Regions from separate parts of the Homo sapiens genome. Here regions 2, 3, 4, 5 and 6 are each linked to region 1. A link is a contact called in ENCODE Hi-C or POLR2A ChIA-PET data. All regions are on one chromosome and are shown on one strand. Each heading gives the region's core, a stretch centred on a gene start or an enhancer-like site at or near the end of the contact. The rest is flanking DNA. Distances are from core to core; before and after follow the strand shown. Region 1 holds the start of KDM6B (lysine demethylase 6B). Region 2 holds the start of SLC16A13 (solute carrier family 16 member 13). Region 3 holds the start of MYH10 (myosin heavy chain 10). Region 4 holds the start of DLG4 (discs large MAGUK scaffold protein 4). Region 5 holds the start of ELP5 (elongator acetyltransferase complex subunit 5). Region 6 holds the start of EIF5A (eukaryotic translation initiation factor 5A).

Region 1 (2,618 bases), core at 67-2,566:
GCAACAGGACAAGCAACCCAGGGGAGGGAAGGGGAGCCGAGGTCAACGCTGCGCCTCGGTCCCTAACCCCCTCCGGACAACCACCGAGTCCCCTTCGGTCGCGGCGCAGCTCGCTACCTCCCCGCCTTCCTCCCAGGGCTCTTCCTGTCCCGGGAACCAGGCGTCCTGCCCTCGGCCTTCCCCACAGTCTTCAGGCCCTCCGCTGTCTCTAACCCCCACCAGTGTCACAACATAAGCTGCAGCAAACAGGAAGCGAATCTACGTCGCTTAGCAACCACCCCGCGTGCCCCCCTCCCCACTATTTACCCCAGCCGGGAGAGGCGGAGATTGAGTCCCCAGCCCCCTCCCCGTCTTCTGCGCTGCGACCTCCTGCCCACAATTTCCTGTGAGGGGGCCCAGATCACAGGAAGTCAAGTGGGGGCCTCAGCCTACCTTTCCCTCGGACCGGGGCGGGGGGCTTCAGCTACTTTCACGGTCACATCCCCCACCTGCCCTGGGTGCGTCTCGCCCTCGCCATCTTGTGGCTACGTTGGGAAGGCTCCGCACCGAGAAGCCGTGCGGGGCGCGCTAGGGTTCGGGAACGGCGGAGTGGGAGAAGGACTAGGGATGAGGAGGCTAGCGGGGCGAGACGGAGTGAAAGGGAGGCGCAGGGGGGTGGTGGGAAGAAGGCGAAGGCTACCGCTGGGAAGCTCTCGGGGCCGCTGGTGGGAAGGTCAGGCTGAGGCTTCTACACCTCACCCGTGCAGAGAACTGGAGGGAGACTTAAAGTAGTCCTGGGACCGGGACACACCCAAGTCTGACCACATCTGACCTTACTGGGCCATGGCATTGACCTGTCTGCAAACTCTGCCCTTTAGTCCTGCCCTTCAGTAAGGACCGCCGCGCCCCGCCCCGCCCCGCCCTGGAGTCGGGAAGGGGAATCCCAGCCCAAGGGGAACGGGGAGTCCTTTCAGGCCCCTCTGGACATTTGGAACCTGAGACATCTGCCTCCCAGTTCTTCCTCCTTCCCCGCCGTTCTCTCTTCTAGGGGACCCATGACCTCCGCCCCAGTCTTCTTCCCAGTGCCCTTCCCAAGACCCAAACGTCCATCCCCAGCTCTACCCCTCCAGAGACTCAGGCGTCCTGCCCTGCTGCAAGGAGAGGGTTTCCCTCTTTACAGACGTCCTCGCGGCTCCCCGTTACCTGGTTCTGGGGGGGGTCCCAGGTGTTCAGGCTCCCCAAGGTATCCCAGGGGGTCGAGCGGCCCCCCCTTCTCCCAGGCCGGGGCTGGGGGGGCCGCTCCGCCCAGTGGCGCAGTTGGATTTTCCAACACAAACACCCGCACCCCCGCTCCCCAGCCCCGCCCCCTTGTGGTCCCGCCCCTCCTCGCGCTCTAGTCCCCCTCTCCGGCTCCGCCCCGTCTTCTGCCGGTCCCGCTCGCCTCAGGGCGGGTGCCGGCTAGGATGCCGGGTGCGGGGTGCGGGCTTCAGGGTGCGGGCCTCAGGGTGCAGTGTACGGGGTTCAGCCCTGATCCCTGCCTGACAAATCCCTACTCATTTGGATCACGCGCCCTTCTAAGGTAAGCCCCGCCCCACCCACTGAAGTCCTGCCCGGAGACTTAAGCCACAGCCTCTTCAGGCGGCTCCGCCCTGCCCATTCGTTCAGGGCCACGCCTCCGTTCCGCTCCAGGCCGCCCCACCTCCCTCGCTTCTTTCCCCGTCCAGTAGCAGCTCCGCAGTAGCTCTGTCCTCCGTGAGGCCTGGGCTTCCTCCCTCCCCAGACCCTCACCATTGCATTGAGAGACTTAAGGCTTGTTGTCGCGGGTGTTTTACAGCACTGAGCTCCAATACAACTCTTTCACTTTTATGGCTAACACAACTAGGTATCTCCAGGGCCACATCACACAAATTCGGCCAAGGTCAAAGTCTGAGTGAGGTCCGGCCTCAGTCCTAGGTGCAACATCTGTCTTAGCTCCTGGAGTCCCTGACCCTCTCTCTCAAGCGGAGAAGAGGAGGAGGTCTCAGCTGTCCAGGCTCATGAGTAGAGCAGTGCCCCTCTTGATCCAATGATCAGGTGTCATGGCCCCAGACCGCAGGTCAATGCCGATGACAAAGGAGGCTCGGTCTGAGCTGCCTGCCCGGTTGGGATAGTAATAGCAGGGGCAGGAGTACATGCCTGGGGGAAAGGAGAGGAGAAGTCAGACCCCTGGAGCCTCCGGGAGAGCAGGGCAGGAGCAGGGCAGGAGCGGGTGTGGGATGGGCTGGAGCAGAGAATGGGTTAAGTTCCAAACTAGGGACGGGGCAGGCAGGTCCTGCCTGGGGAGCTGTCCCACCCTTGGCGCTCTTCTTGCGGCTCTCTGCAGGCCGGAAGTGGATCGTGGGCATGAGGCAGACAAGCTGCATGGGCTCTGCCTCCACCAAGCAGGAGTTCTTCCGGTCCCAGCCAGCACCTTCCAGGTACAGGCCCCGGACCCAGACACCATCCTGGGGAGAAATGGGAGCAGGTCTGGGAGAAGCTAGACTTCAATTGCCAGCGCCCCTGACCTGCTCCCTCTCTCCTCCCTTTTCGTCCAATTATTTCCAGTACCCTCTTTTGCTCAGAGCCCCAAGCACAACTGGCTCCCACCTTGGGGGGATACA
Region 2 (2,618 bases), core at 46-2,545, 800 kb after region 1:
AGTGCAGTGGTGCGATCTTGGCTCACTGCAACCTCCGCCTCCCGGGTTCAAGCGATTCTCCTGCCTCAGCCTCCCGAGTAACTGGGATTAGCGCCACCAGGCCCGGCTAATTTTTGTATTTTTGTAGAGACGGGGTTTCACCATGTTGGCCAGGCTGGTCTCAAACTCCTGACCTCGTGATCCACCCGCCTCGGCTTCCCAAAGTGCTGGGATTACAGGCGTGAGCCACCGTGCCCGGCCAGGTTTCATCATCCTTGAATTTCCTAATTCCTCACCATGTTTGTCGCTTTAGTCATTCCTATTAAGAATTCCCTTCTGGGTACAGGTGCTAGCTAAACTTTCCCTCAGCTTCTCCCCGAACCCTTTGGAAGGAGCAGGAAGGAGGTGAACATCCAACGATCTAAGCATTTGACTCTCCTGCCCTTGTGCAGGCTCTCACCTGACAGCAACCCAATACTCAGGTATAGGTGGGTCAAGGAAGTAGCAAAAGAGGCGAGCAGCATCCCCAGCGCAGCCAAGATGCCTCCAGTCATCACCACGGGCCTGGGCCCGAACTTCGTGCTCAGGGCACTGCCTACCGGGCCTGAGGAAGTGGAAGGGGCGCTGCGAGAAGATCTCAGGGGTCTCCCCCCCAGCATCTCCCGCCCCTCGCCCTTCCACTTCCCAGTCGCCGCATTCCCTCTCCCTTCCGAGGGTCGCAGTCCGCCAGATCCAGGCGCCGCACTCACTCCCAAACTGCTGCACCGCGATTCCTATGGAGGCGATCCAGGAGACGCGCGCTGCCTGCTCCTCAAACGCCGCCACAAACTCCACGAAGAAGACCCCAAAGGAGCGGAGCACCCCAAACACAAGCGCCGACTGGAAGAACGCTGAGAGCACCACCACCCATCCCCAGCCCCCGTCGGGGGGCTCTGTCCTGCGCGCCATCTAAGCGGTAACAGGGCTGCTGCCACCCAGAGCCTCTGCAGGAGCCGGGTTCTGGACGCCGCACCTCTGCACACCCACCCCCGCTGCCGGGTGGCTCGGGGCCGAGAGGGGTTGGAGAGGCAGGTAGAGAGGAAGGGCCCGACGAGGCGGCGAGAGGCCCCTGCACCTTTTCCCAAGGCGGGGCGATATAGGACTGAAGACCTGGCCCGCGCTGGCCGGGCCAGAGTCTCCCGGGGGCGTGGTTCCGCGAGCTCGGAGCTGAGCTAGTTCAAGCCGGGGCCGGATCGGTCCCGGTTCGGTGTTCGGCTGGGAGCCAGAGGGTGGAACTGAGTTTGGGCCCCACCCCTGGAGCGCGCCAGTTTCCGTGTAGATGATCTATTTTATCACTGGGGTGTCCGGGCCGGGCCACCCTGGAGCTCGCCAATGAGGACGCGGGGCTCCCGGGCAGGGGCGGAACGAGAAGGGCAGGGCGGGATTTAGGCATTGTTGGGGACCAGCAGTGAATGGGCGCATGCGTAAGGAGGGGCGTTAGGAGGCTGACTAGGTAGGGCCCCACGTGACGCGGGGACTGCCAGGAAGCTTCCGTCTCCTCTTCACCTAGCGGGCCAAGTCATCCCCGTTTCAGCACCCAGAGCCACACGGAAGGGTTAGTGGTGGGTAAACTGGGTCTGGAGAGGAGAGGACTCTCTTGCTTTAATGAGGGGTCCAGGAATTGCAAGGCCCTGTTGGGGGTAGGGGAGGGGTTAGGAGATGAGACTCAAACGAAGTGTTTGGCGCAGCGCCTGAAGCCACTAACACGCAGCCCTAGGCACGCAGACCTAGAAGCCTGGATCCCTGAGAAGTTCAACGGCTAAGGGAAGAGAGAAGGGGAATGAGTTGGACTCCTGGCGTTCATTTCTGTAGTGGGAACTCGTTCCTGTCACTTCTGTTCCCACTAACAGGAAACCTACAGGTCACAGAGACCAAAAATAACTGAGGAGAGGAAGGGCGGCTGTAAGCTCACACAGGGCCCCACCAACACCACCTACCTCTTCCTCACTGGGGCTGGAACCTTTTCCTCTGCCCTCTAGTAACAACCACTTCCTAACCACCTTTTTTGATCTGATGGTGGGGTAGACTAAAGAGACAAACTATGACCCTGGCCACTGGAGCAGTCAGCCCCCTCTTACCCAAGTAGTCCTCAGGCCCCTAGCAAACACTCCCCAGTCCTTCCCAGTCTCCATAACACCAATGGCTTGGATTTCCTGTTCCTTCATTATAAGCCATACTTCCCAGGACCCTGACCTTGAAACCGTGGACTCAATGTTCACTCCCAGATTACTGGGGAAAGCAGCAAACAAGAAGTGGAGGCAGGGAGGGAGGTGTGTAGTCTTAAAAGACATATTGAGCCTTAAATAATTTTATATGTGGGAAATAAAAGTAATCATCAATAATACACATATATACTTTCTAAGAGTCAAAATGTCGGCTGGTGGGGAATATGCCAAAGATACAGAAATTGCTGTGGCTGTATTACATAGTGATTAAGAACTCGGGTCTTTAGAATCAGATCACAGTTCCAGTCTTTTATTTATTTATTTATTTATTTATTTATTTATTTATTTATTTATTTTGAGATGGAGTCTTGCTCTGTGGCCCAGGCTGGAGTGCAGTGGCATGATCTTGGCTCACTGCAACCTCCACCTCCCGGG
Region 3 (2,618 bases), core at 31-2,530, 800 kb before region 1:
ATGTGATTTAGACTTTATTATATTTATATATAATTATGCAAGAGTTTTGTTGCAGTTGCCTAGATTCTGCAGACATTTCATTAAATTTTATTTACTTTGATTTTTCCAGTTTCCTTTCGTTATTTTGGGGCCACTGTTTTTCAGTCTCCAACGTTTTCATAAGCCCTAGGGGATATGACAGCGCTACAGGAATCCAGCCTTATATTCTTAAGAACCTCTCATAGCCCTTCACGTAGGGAGCTCTGATGAATGAATGAAGGAGCGACTGAACGAGTGAATGAATGAGGTGAATAAAGTTTCTTCCAAGTTTTCTCTCCAAGGTCGGTTCTCTTCTCATTCTTCTGGAATCTCAGCCTTGCCTGGAGGCTGGGCAGGAGAGCCTCTCACCCCGCTAACACCAAAACTGCGACCTTGGAGGACCGTGTCCTGCGCCTGGCGCTCGGCCGATCCCGGCAGAGTCCGCCTGGGGCCGGGGTCGGGACAGTGGCCGCAGCGTGGAGCGCAGCCGGGTCCCGGGCCAAACCCTGTGCGCATGGGCGGAGCAGCGCCCTCCCCCGCGTTCCTTCCCCCACTGCAGGTGAGTCGCAGCGCCGCGGCCCCAACCCCGCGCAGCCCCGGGGGTGACGTCAGGACTCTGGACCGCGCTCCGCCCCGCCCCTGCAGGCAACGCTGAGGGCCCGCGACTCCGCGGTGGAACCCCGTCCCGCTGCGGTACATGCCGGCTGCCGCAAGCACAGGGGGCGACCGGGCGCTCGAATGTGCTGCGGCTGCGGCGGCTGCCTGACGCTAGGACGAGGAGTCTGCAGTCAGAGCGCCAGCCTCCTGCCGCGGCCCACCTGCCCCGCGGCCCGCACAGCCAATGTCAGCGCAGCGCGCCGGCCGCCGCGGGGCCCGCACCCGCAGCCTCGCGGGATCGCCGGGCGTTCAGCCAGCCTCAGCTGTCCATCTACGCACGAGCCAGCCAATCCCGCGCCACTGCCCCGGCCGCACCTCCCGGAGCCTATGACGGGCGTAAGAGCCAGCCCATGAGATTGGGGCCTCTGTGGCCTGGGCTGGGAGCGGGAGCCAATGAGCGTCATTCCAGGTGGGTGGAGGGAGCCGGACTCGGGAAGGTAGCTTCGTTCGGGTTGCTAACGTCTTCCCTTGGAGATGGGCGCGCAAACCAACCAGTGGGTCTGGGGGCGGCGGTGATGGGCGTGGAGCTGGCCCAATGAGGGTAGGGGTGGGTGGGGCAGCCCCGAGCAGCAGTGCTAAAGGAGCCCGGCGGAGGCAGCGGTGGGTTTGGGACTGAGGCGCTGGATCTGTGGTCGCGGCTGGGGACGTGCGCCCGCGCCACCATCTTCGGCTGAAGGTGAGAGGTGCGGCTACCCGGGTCCGAGTGCACGGCCCAGGGCTGGGGGACAGTTTGTGGAGGGAGGAATGGCTCCTGGGCTGAGGGGTCCCGGGCGGCTCTGGAGGACAGGAACGGGGGACCGAAGCGGGAGCTGGGGAAGACAGAGGGGCTTCTGAGCTGTAGGGTTTGTGCTGCGGGGACCTTAGGTTAGTTTGAGCAGGGTCCTGGGCTGGGGGCACTGGGACCTCAGTGGGTGGAGATGGAGAGACTCCCGGAGGAGCGGGGAATGAAGTCCTTGTGAAACCCGCGGGGGTCAGGGCCTGGGTGTGCAGGAGGGCGACCCCTGGGGGGCTGGGGGATGGAGATCTGGGGGTGGGGACGTGAGGACCAGGTTCTCGGTGGGTGGGATCCCTGGGGGCGCGAGGTCGAGGGGCTAGTGTCCCGGCGGAGGTCTCGGCGTGCCCCGCGAGCCAGTGTCTGCCTCCCAGGAAGAGAGGGGATTCTAAGCGGGGCTGGAAAGCGCAGTCCCGGCGGTAGGGTGGGGGGGCGCTGGGCAGGAAGGGCCCCTGCGTGGGTTGCTGGGTGGGTTAGGCCTGGCGCGACCGGTCCCCCGCAGCACCAGAGGGGTTCACCATGGGCTTGGAAGGCGGGCGGCGCGCGCCCGACCCGTGGGTGGAGGGACAGGAGGGCATTGGCTCTGCGCGGCCGGGGAAGCGCGCGGCGGGTGAGGGGCTCCGGAGCCGGCCGCGGGCGTGGGGAGGGTCGGACTCCGCCGGCGCCGGGGAAGGAGCGCGGGAGGAGGGCGTCCTGCCGCGCCCTCCGTGGAGCGCCTAGGCCGGGGGTGGACGCCCTGCGAGGCCCAGGCGGTTTGAGGGGGCGAGGCGGGAAATGTGGCGGGGCGCGCTGCAGCAGGACGGCCGGGGGGAGGGTCAGCACTCGCCTCGGGATCCCTTTATTGTGTAAGCGAGCTGGGAATGGCTCGCCGCAGTCTCTTCATTGCCTTCTGCAGTTGGGGGTCACACCCTGATCCCATAAAATCGGACTGGAATTGGTTCGGAGGGAAGTTGAAGCCGCGGAGTCCTGGCATTTGTGGGGGCTTTGTGGGCCTGTGGTGGGCGGATGCGGCCCTGGGAAGCGGGAGGCCCCCAGCCAGGCCTGTTTGGAACTAGGGCCTTAGGAAGGAGGTTGGCGACTCGGCGGGTCAGACCGGGCTGGTGAGGTTTGGATAACGTGGCCTCTGCCTACAGCCGTTATCTCTGTTTCTTTAGGGCCTCTGCAGCTCCCT
Region 4 (2,618 bases), core at 78-2,577, 620 kb after region 1:
GGCTCAGAGACGGCCTACTTTACTCACAGCTGGAATTTAGTGGGGAGAAGCAGCTCAACTCCAATCCTGGAGGATTAGGGAGATTAAAGTGAGAGAAGAGAGAGATGTCCCAGAGACCAAGAGGTGAAAAACAGGGCTCCTTGTGGAGGGGAGGTCTGGGAGCGAAGTGGGGGGCTGGGGCTCGGAGATCCTTCTCCCCAAATCTTTCCGTAGGGGCTGGGGTGAAGGGCACAGTCTGGGGAGATGAAGTGACAGTGTGTTCATCTTCCTGTGTTGGCATCTTCCCTGTCCCAATTCTCCTTGCATCTCACTAGCTCCCAGGTCAGCCCTCTGGCTCCTGGCACCCCCACTGCTGCGGTGGGCACCCCCACTCCTCACAGTGCTGCATAGCGACCTCTTCCAGGCCTTGCTGGGTGAGTAGCCCGTTTTCTGAGGGACCTGGGCCTCCAAGGGCCATTACTGAACTTCGGGGGCTGTTTGGGAGCCCAGAGATCATTTGGTCCAAGCTGGAGCACCATGCAGGGTCCTGCCTATGGTGTCCTCCATGAGTGTGGACCAGCCTTGGCTGAAAGGGCTCCTCCCTTGCCAGCCAGCCAGCAGCGGTGATGACAGGGGTGATGTGCCTGGAGAGGCCTGGGGTGGGGAGGTAACTCAGTTCTGTTCCTGTGACAGACATCCTGGACTATTATGAGGCTTCCCTCTCAGAGAGTCAGGTAAGGAGGTGGGGGCGAGCGCCTAACTTCCTGAGGGGCAGGCAGGGCTGGAGGGGTGAGCCAAATATCACTAATATTACCTGGAATCTTGGGGGCCCTGCTGACAAAAGCCTGAGTCAGTGGCCCAGGGACTTGGGGCACCGAGAATGCACTCTCTGTGGTCCTGTACCCACTCTCCCTTTCTTCCTCGTTTTCTTTGGCTGCCCCAGTTTCAGGCACTAAAGAGTCTAGGGCTTAACTTTTTAGGTTTCCCCCTGAGAAACCTGAGGGAGAACTAGGCCCCCAGGGATTGCCTCCTTCAGCTCCTCCCTCACACCCGACCCCCTACCGCCTGCCGAGAGGCCTCCCTCCCGTATTCAAATAACCGTGGGTGCTCCCAGCCCAACTATAGATGCTTCCTTCTCTAAGAAATGAAATCCAGCCTCATCGTCTTTGCTGTCATCGCTGGTGGCTGGCCAGGTCTCCATGTTTGCCTCAGGGGCCTCTGTGCTTCTGCTTCTATCTCCTTTCCCATTATCCGGGTTCCTGCCAGCACAGAAGGAGTTAACTCTGCCAAGGCACCCCCCCCATTCTGGCTCCTAGCTCCCTCCCTCCCTCCCCCTGCTTCCTCTCTCCTCCTCTCTCCCCTTCCCTCTTCGGCTCCACGGCTCCCTCGGCCGCTGCCGTTTCCAACCCCCCCACCCCACTCCCCCGCCACGGCCCCTAGCCCCTGGCCGTTTGGCAAGACCCCCCCCTACCCCGGGGCTCCCCGAAATCCAGTTCCCCTCCCCCACCCCAGCTCATGCCCCAGCCCCCGAACTCCGGGGCTGCCAGCCCCCGGTGCCCCCGCCCCTCCTGAGAATCGGGGTGTGCTCCCCAAGCCCCCTCCCCTCCACTGGGGAGCCCCTTTTAGGGCCCCCTTCCCCTCCCTCCCACGCTCCCCTCCCCTTCCCTTCTCCAACCCCCTCCTTCCCCTCTCACCCCTCCCCCCATCCTGGCCCCCCCTGCAAAAGTGGGGTGCGGAGGGGGGAGGGGTGAGAACCCACGGAGGGGAGGAACGAAACTCCGATGAAGTCAGAGCCCCTTACCCGCCGCCGCGGCCAGGCCCCCCAACATGGACTGTCTCTGTATAGTGACAACCAAGGTAAGCATGATGGGGGGGCTATAAACTGGGGGGAGGGTATGAGTTTGTGGGGAGGGGTTAGTAGGCCTTATCTGGGACTGGCGCCCCTGGAGTGGCAGCATCAGAAGTAAGATGTATTTGGGGGTCTTAATTTAGTTTTGGGGTTCACATCTGAGAAAATGCAGGATTTGGCCACAGGTGCCCCCTGGAGTGATCCCTTTGTACCTGTAGGGATATGGAAAATTTAGGATATTCCATGGTTCGGGGGGCCTGGCGGGTTTGGGGGTTCATCAGCGCTGTTTGAGGGAGACTTATTTAAGGAGAAGCCTGGCTCATAAGGGAGTCCTGCTGGTGTATGTGGGAAGGTGGGCTATGTTGGGGGGTTCCTCTTTCCTCCCCAGGGAAAAGCTGGCTTCCAAGGGCCTTGTCCAGTTTTGGGGGGCTCCTGGCATGGGGTAAAGGTTATTGGTTGTGAGTGCCTGACTGATCTGGGGGTGTCAGCTGGCAGGGAAGGGGTGGGCCTTCAGACTCTAGAACAAGCATCTCGTGGTGGCTGCATTTAGGGATGCTCTCTCAATTTGAGGGAACTGTTAATTTAGGGTTCAGTCATATAGAATGGAGGTAGTTGGAAGTTGTCAGAGGGCTGGGGCCCTGGCATGGGATCACCTGAGGGAATGGACCAGGTGAGGCAAGGATTTGGGGGTACTCCCATAGGAGGCAGAAGATTGCAGCAGCCGAGCTTGCCAGCCCCTGAGGAGGAGGATGAGAGGCTTAGGGAGAGAGGGGATTTGAGGAGGGGGACC
Region 5 (2,618 bases), core at 35-2,534, 580 kb after region 1:
CATATTAGTCAATAAATCCTGGAAATTCTACCCACTAAAGTCCTTTACATGTGTTCTAAACTTTCCATCTCTACTGCCACTGCCTTAAACCAGGCCTCTATCACTTCCTACCATTATTCCCTAAAATTCATTAGGTCAGGAACAGGTCTCACTCACTGCCGTCTCCAGTATCTTGCACAGCACCTGGTTGATAGTTGGTGCTCGGTACATATGTACCTTAAAGAGTGAAGCCGGATTAACGGATTACTGCAATACCCTTCCCACATGTTCTCCCTATTTCCAGGCTATTTCTCTCTCGACTTCTATGATCTTTGCTTTGGACTCCCCAAATACTCATCACTCCTCTTATTAATTCTTGCCTCCTGAAAGATCCATATCCAATTCTTCAATGAATATTTAAGGAACTGCTACTACATACCAGGTTCTGCGCTTGTTGTAAAGAAATTTCCTTAGCATTATAGGTCTCAAATTTAATCAAATCTCTTCCAACTGGTACTTACCGATTGTTGATATCAGAGTCAAAACCTTCACGAAACTCTTCCTCGCTCACTTCACAGCCCAGGATATGCACTTGCTCCCCACTAAGGCAGAGATGAGAAGGGATTGTCAAAGAGTGGGCACAGGTGCCCTATCCAGGGTAGGCCGGGGAGACACTGTGGGATACTCACCACAGTGCAGATTTCTTGACAAGCGCCTTCAAGAGACTGCGCCCCTCCCACTCCACGGAATCTGCAGAGCGAGGGACGGATAAAGGGTATGAGAGCGCTGGGATTACCGCCTTCGCGAACCCGTCGCGATTTCCACACCTAGCCTGTGACCCCTGGCCCTTCCTGCCCACTTCCGTCCCCTCAGCCAGGCCCGAACCGCACCCCCCGCCCCGCCACCGTGCCTCTGGCTCTCACCCCGAAGCAGCACCAGGCCGCCCAAGGCCAACAGCGAGTCCAACATCTCCAACTCGCGTCCGGTCCCTGCTCTGGCGCCCTCTGATGGCGTCATGACCCAGTGTCCTTCCTCCTCGGGGTGAAACGGGCCGAGCACTCGGGCGTCCTCCCACCATTAAGACCTAACATAGTCTGGAATGAGAGGTGATTATGTTCAATATTCCCAGGGGGGCGCTCACGCGGAGGGCGCCCCTCCCCGAGCCCTGGCGCACAGTCGTACGGACAACGACCCCGTCTACATTTTCACTGTGACCGGGGCGGGAAGAGCAGTTGGGGCAGTTGTCAGTGGGAGGGGGAGGAGGACCCACAAGCCCCCCGCGAGGGCCCTAAGCGCGGGCCAAGTGACGTCACTCTCCCCGCCCACGCAGTTTGAGGCGGGGCCTGCTTCGCCTCAGGCCCCGCCCCGCGGCCACCTTCTGCGCGTGCGCAATACTGCAGCCTCGCTTGGAGTGCTTTTGGCTTTCCTTATACCTACCCGCCATAGACCGCGCAGGAGGAACTTAGTCCCGGTGAAGCGAATACACGTCACCACCGGAAGTAGTGTCAAAGGGGAAGAGGAGGGGGAAAGACAGGAAGAGGGAGTCCTTTGGACGGTAAAATGGCGCCTGTCAGAGTGGGAAACCCAGCTGCAGAGGCTGCAGCCCCGGTCCCCAGCGGCTAAAGGACCCCCGAGCTCGGGGAGGGGGAGGCCGCTCCGGCCCAGCGCTCTGCGCCCTCCGGCTCCCCCTCCCCCTCCTTCCCTGCTCCTTCGCTCTGCAGGCCCGTTCTCCGCTGCCGCGGCCCTTTGCGCGCCGCTGCCCCCGCCCTCCCCGTTCCTGCGAGCAGCCCCCTAGCGCGCCTGCGCAGCGGGCCACTCTCTGCTTTCCCCCCCTCCCCTTCCCTTTTCCCTTCCTCCCTTTTCCCTAGCCCCCTCCCCCACTGCCCCCTCCCCCAATTATCCTTCCCCTTCCCTCCAGGTCTCGGAGGACCCCATCCTAGCCCTACCTGTCTCGGCCCGCAACCTCCCCGAAGCCGTCGGTGCCACTCCCAGCCCATGTGGGCCCCCGCGGGCTGCCCACGCCTGTCCCCCAGCTCCCCGTTCCGCTGGGCTTTACCCTCGCCAGGGGTGGCTTTCTGAGCCGCCCGCTCCGTGCCCCTCTCTGCAGCCTCTCCTGCCACTCGGGGCCCCCGTTCCCCCTCCCGGCGGCGGGGGGCTGCCCCCGGGGGGCTGGCGGAGCTGGGCCGCGGGGGCCCCGGGGCCGGCGGTGCCGGGGTCATCGGGATGATGCGGACGCAGTGTCTGCTGGGGCTGCGCACGTTCGTGGCCTTCGCCGCCAAGCTCTGGAGCTTCTTCATTTACCTTCTGCGGAGGCAGATCCGCACGGTGAGCCAGGGTGGGCGCTGGCGGTGTTGGGGACGTCTGGCGGTGTTGGGGACATCTGTCCGTGGTGCTCAGGGGTTTTCGGAGTGTCGGGCCTCTGTTTGGGCCTAGGAAGGGAATCCTGGCTGGGGCTTTTCTCGCCAGAGAATTGGGCACCCTAAGCGGGGCGAGGTGGGAGACCCTTGTAATAGAACCTTGCCCTTGGGGGTTTTGATGGGGCTAGATGGGACAGGATTTGGCAACTCTTGGGGGCTAAGGTGGTGGGTGGGGCGCTCTTTAAGAAAGCTGGAGTTGTTGCTAAAGAAACCAAGAGGCGG
Region 6 (2,618 bases), core at 48-2,547, 530 kb after region 1:
GGATGCATCTGTCCTGTCGGCTTTTCAGGCCGGGCCAGTACAGTCAGTAGAAAGTGGGAGAGGTGGGGGGTGGTGAATGACAATAAAATGAAAGCAAAAGGTTGGTAGTAGTGAGTAGTAGAAAATCATACTAGGCTAGTAGAGTTAAGGACTTCGAAACCGTGGAACTCCCAAACCAGTTACAACAGGAAGACAGTGACAAGGTGAAGAACGCCTATCACGGTGGGAAACTCATCTGCCTGAGGCTTTTAGGCGCTGTCCACCCAGGCCGACAGAAAAGTTGGGCTCCTGTCCAAACGCCCTGTTTCCCCATTTCTCCGGCCTCCCAGCTCGAAGGGGTGCCACTTACACCTGGCTGACCGCCACACTTCACAGGAGGGTTTTTCAGGAAAGCTCCTGGGGCCCTTGAGGTTGGGAAGCGCTAACATATGCCTGCAGCAGGCCCTCCGGGGTGATTAGGACCCGAGCCTCCGGCTTCCACTCCTCAAAATCTCAGGCCCCCTCGGAACCCCCGCGAGGACTAGCTCCCCGCGCTAGGGGCTGCCGGCTCCTGCCGACCATGTGGCCGTTCCGGGCTTCCGGTGGCCGGGACCTGGGGGGAGGGGTCCCCGCGCTGCCATGCGGCCCCGGTCCACGCTTGGCCATGCGGCCTGCGACCCCGAGGGCAGCCTCCCGTGGGGGGCACTTCCGGTGCCGCGGCCGCCCCCTCCTCAGAGACTGCGCCAGGCCGGAGCCACGCCGCCTCCCCTCCCCCCGGCCGTCCGCCAACCCCCCCCATCATGCCCTCTCACCGAATAGCCCCCTCCCCCACCTCACGTGGCCGCGCTGAGCCGGGTCCTCAACGGCCCAGGTACCCTTGCCCCGGTGGGCCGATCTGGCCCCTGGCCCTCGCCCCGGCGTGGCCGCCTGGCGGCCTCTCCCGCGTGGCTGCCTCGCGGCTCGCCGTCCCCCGCCCTGCGTCGCTCCAACGTCACCGGGCCAACCCCAACCGTCACCCCGCGCGCCAACCGGGGCGCGCGCCCGCGCCTCTCCTCACCTCGCGCCGCTCTCTGGCCGAACCCGTGCGGCGGCGGCCGCCGCTCCCCTCTGCCCCCTCCCCGACCCCCGCGCAGTTCCATCTTCTCCCGGGCCCAAGCCAAGGTACCGCGCACACGCGCCCTGCCCGCTCTCACCTCGCGCGAACGCACTGACTCGACCCCGTCCGCTCGCCGCGAGCCCAACCGCTGCCTCCGAGCCCGCTGCCGCCGCCGCCGCCGCCTCTACCGCCGCCGCCGCTGCTGCACACGGGTCTTAGTACGCAGGCGCCGACTCCCCACTGACCAACCAAGCAGCCCTATGACAGCCGCGCAAGCGTGCTATCTATCTCCTCCGCCCTCCACCCCCGCACTGCGCAAGCGCACACACCCTACCCATCTCCACCCTCCCTCCCACCGACCCGTCCAATGACGCGCATACGTGACCCCGCCCCTCACAAACCCTGAGCGTTTTCAACTAATCTGCAACGCGCAGGCGCACCCGGTTTTTTAATCTCTTCAACCTCATCTTCCCTCCCCTTGATAGACCGCTCGTCCTACCGGGCAGTCCTTGCGCCTGCGCAATAAGGAGCCCTGCACTCCACACCCTCTAAAGGAAACGCCTGGGTCTCAGAACGCATGCGTGTTCGGAATCCTAAACAACCCCTTCCACCTCAGACGCCGTCAGTACGCCAGGCGTTGAAAAGACCACGCCGCTAGATCACTTGTCTCGTCTAGAACGCATGCGTCTCAGGATACGCCCCACCTCGGCTTTAACTGGACTTAAACGACTCACACGTTTCAGAAAACTTGCTCTGTGGGGTGGGCGCCTTGTCTTGGAATCAGTCCCCCCAGTTCCACACATGCGCGGGAGATGTCTTTCCGCCCCACTCTTCTAGCGCGCTAGTGTGGTCGGGTTCCCACCCATCTCGGCTTCACTTCTCTAAATCGAATGCCTATGCTCTGCCATAGAGTTCACCCGAGAAGATAGAGCGGTCCTGCGGCGGACACCATCTTCTTTAAACCCTCAGTCCGTATTGGTCTCTATGGCATCCATAGAGGCCATTCGGCTCTGAGGTCCTCAGTAAAGAAACTTAGATGGTATTACTGTGTTTTCCCCAACTGTGCTCTGCGGTTCCCCAAAGTATTGTCTACGAGGTCCCTTAGAAAAAATTGTCTATAAAAATGAGTGGTGGGCCGGGCGCGGTGGCTGACACCTGTAATCTCAGCACTCTGGGAGGCCGAGGCGGGCGGATCACCTGAGGTCGGGAGTTCGAGACCAGCCTGACCAACATGGAGAAACCCCGTCTCTACTAAAAATACAAAATTAGCCGGGCGTGGCGGCGCATGCCTGTAATCCCAGCTACTCGGGAGGCTGGGACAGGAGAATCGCTTCTCCTGTGGAGGTTGCCGTGAGCCGAGATTGCGCCATTGCACTCCAGCCTGGGTAACAAGAGCGAAACTCAAGTCTCAAAAACATAAATAAATAATACATAAATAAAATAAAATAGTGGTAGGCCGGGAGCGGTGGCTCACGCCTGTAATCCCAGCACTTTGGGAGGCCGAGGCGGGCGGATCACAAGGTCAGGAGTTCAAGACCAGCCT

What was found. A loop is a pair of places that touch in the nucleus more often than their neighbours do. ChIA-PET counts read pairs that join two places held with the same protein, here RNA polymerase II (POLR2A). Pooled maps may share reads with other maps.
Region 2: a pooled map shows a loop between it and region 1 (7-fold over the local background). The contact joins the promoter of SLC16A13 here to the promoter of KDM6B in region 1. A Hi-C loop is called at or near these places in 1 of 168 maps with a recorded cell type or tissue (naive thymus-derived CD4-positive, alpha-beta T cell), 2 of 37 single-sample maps with no recorded cell type and 9 of 50 pooled maps.
Region 3: a pooled map shows a loop between it and region 1 (8-fold over the local background). The contact joins the promoter of MYH10 here to the promoter of KDM6B in region 1. A Hi-C loop is called at or near these places in 6 of 50 pooled maps. POLR2A ChIA-PET finds 5 or more read pairs at or near these places in 2 of 52 experiments (MCF 10A and activated T-cell).
Region 4: a loop to region 1 is called in a map of gastrocnemius medialis, with 3 times the contacts of the local background. The contact joins the promoter of DLG4 here to the promoter of KDM6B in region 1. A Hi-C loop is called at or near these places in 4 of 168 maps with a recorded cell type or tissue (ascending aorta, gastrocnemius medialis and naive thymus-derived CD4-positive, alpha-beta T cell), 2 of 37 single-sample maps with no recorded cell type and 18 of 50 pooled maps. POLR2A ChIA-PET finds 5 or more read pairs at or near these places in 1 of 52 experiments (activated B cell).
Region 5: a loop to region 1 is called in a map of OCI-LY7, with 11 times the contacts of the local background. The contact joins the promoter of ELP5 here to the promoter of KDM6B in region 1. A Hi-C loop is called at or near these places in 8 of 168 maps with a recorded cell type or tissue (CD8-positive, alpha-beta T cell, OCI-LY7, PC-9 and 5 more), 13 of 37 single-sample maps with no recorded cell type and 19 of 50 pooled maps. POLR2A ChIA-PET finds 5 or more read pairs at or near these places in 1 of 52 experiments (B cell).
Region 6: a loop to region 1 is called in a map of CD4-positive, alpha-beta memory T cell, with 23 times the contacts of the local background. The contact joins the promoter of EIF5A here to the promoter of KDM6B in region 1. A Hi-C loop is called at or near these places in 5 of 168 maps with a recorded cell type or tissue (CD4-positive, alpha-beta memory T cell, CD8-positive, alpha-beta T cell, gastrocnemius medialis and 2 more), 9 of 37 single-sample maps with no recorded cell type and 18 of 50 pooled maps. POLR2A ChIA-PET finds 5 or more read pairs at or near these places in 3 of 52 experiments (MCF 10A, activated B cell and activated CD4-positive, alpha-beta T cell).

What each region holds. Positions count from the first base shown.
Region 1 is chr17:7,832,915-7,835,532 of GRCh38, reverse strand. KDM6B (lysine demethylase 6B) reads right to left here and starts at 1,316. Exons shown (of 24, transcript NM_001348716.2): 1 at 1,183-1,316. It overlaps DNAH2 (dynein axonemal heavy chain 2), which reads right to left. Exons shown (of 86, transcript NM_020877.5): 84 at 2,605-2,618; 85 at 2,312-2,462; 86 at 1,791-2,154. The coding sequence ends at 2,000. LOC124904106 (translation initiation factor IF-2) reads left to right here. Exons shown (of 4, transcript XM_047437265.1): 4 at 1-125. RefSeq lists enhancers at 483-982, 1,613-2,224 and a silencer at 1,185-1,344.
Region 2 is chr17:7,034,692-7,037,309 of GRCh38, reverse strand. It overlaps SLC16A13 (solute carrier family 16 member 13), which reads right to left and starts at 1,295. Exons shown (of 4, transcript NM_201566.3): 1 at 729-1,295; 2 at 440-583. The coding sequence starts at 927. RefSeq lists enhancers at 728-967, 1,698-1,747, 1,356-1,856.
Region 3 is chr17:8,629,387-8,632,004 of GRCh38, reverse strand. MYH10 (myosin heavy chain 10) reads left to right here and starts at 1,280. Exons shown (of 43, transcript NM_001256012.3): 1 at 1,280-1,351. RefSeq lists a silencer at 409-1,088 and enhancers at 573-1,350, 1,351-2,128, 2,129-2,618.
Region 4 is chr17:7,216,336-7,218,953 of GRCh38, reverse strand. It overlaps DLG4 (discs large MAGUK scaffold protein 4), which reads left to right and starts at 1,327. Exons shown (of 20, transcript NM_001321075.3): 1 at 1,327-1,836. The coding sequence starts at 1,807. It also overlaps a transcript of ACADVL not described here.
Region 5 is chr17:7,250,881-7,253,498 of GRCh38, reverse strand. It overlaps ELP5 (elongator acetyltransferase complex subunit 5), which reads right to left and starts at 1,284. Exons shown (of 8, transcript NM_203414.3): 1 at 903-1,284; 2 at 669-729; 3 at 501-581. The coding sequence starts at 948. It overlaps CTDNEP1 (CTD nuclear envelope phosphatase 1), which reads left to right and starts at 1,765. Exons shown (of 8, transcript NM_001143775.2): 1 at 1,765-2,304. The coding sequence starts at 2,203. RefSeq lists silencers at 628-867, 1,638-1,847, 1,918-2,037 and enhancers at 898-1,117, 986-1,574, 1,575-2,162.
Region 6 is chr17:7,306,307-7,308,924 of GRCh38, reverse strand. EIF5A (eukaryotic translation initiation factor 5A) reads right to left here and starts at 1,297. Exons shown (of 6, transcript NM_001970.5): 1 at 1,173-1,297. RefSeq lists enhancers at 1-130, 1,361-2,171, 2,001-2,300, 2,172-2,618 and silencers at 601-720, 811-980, 1,341-1,450.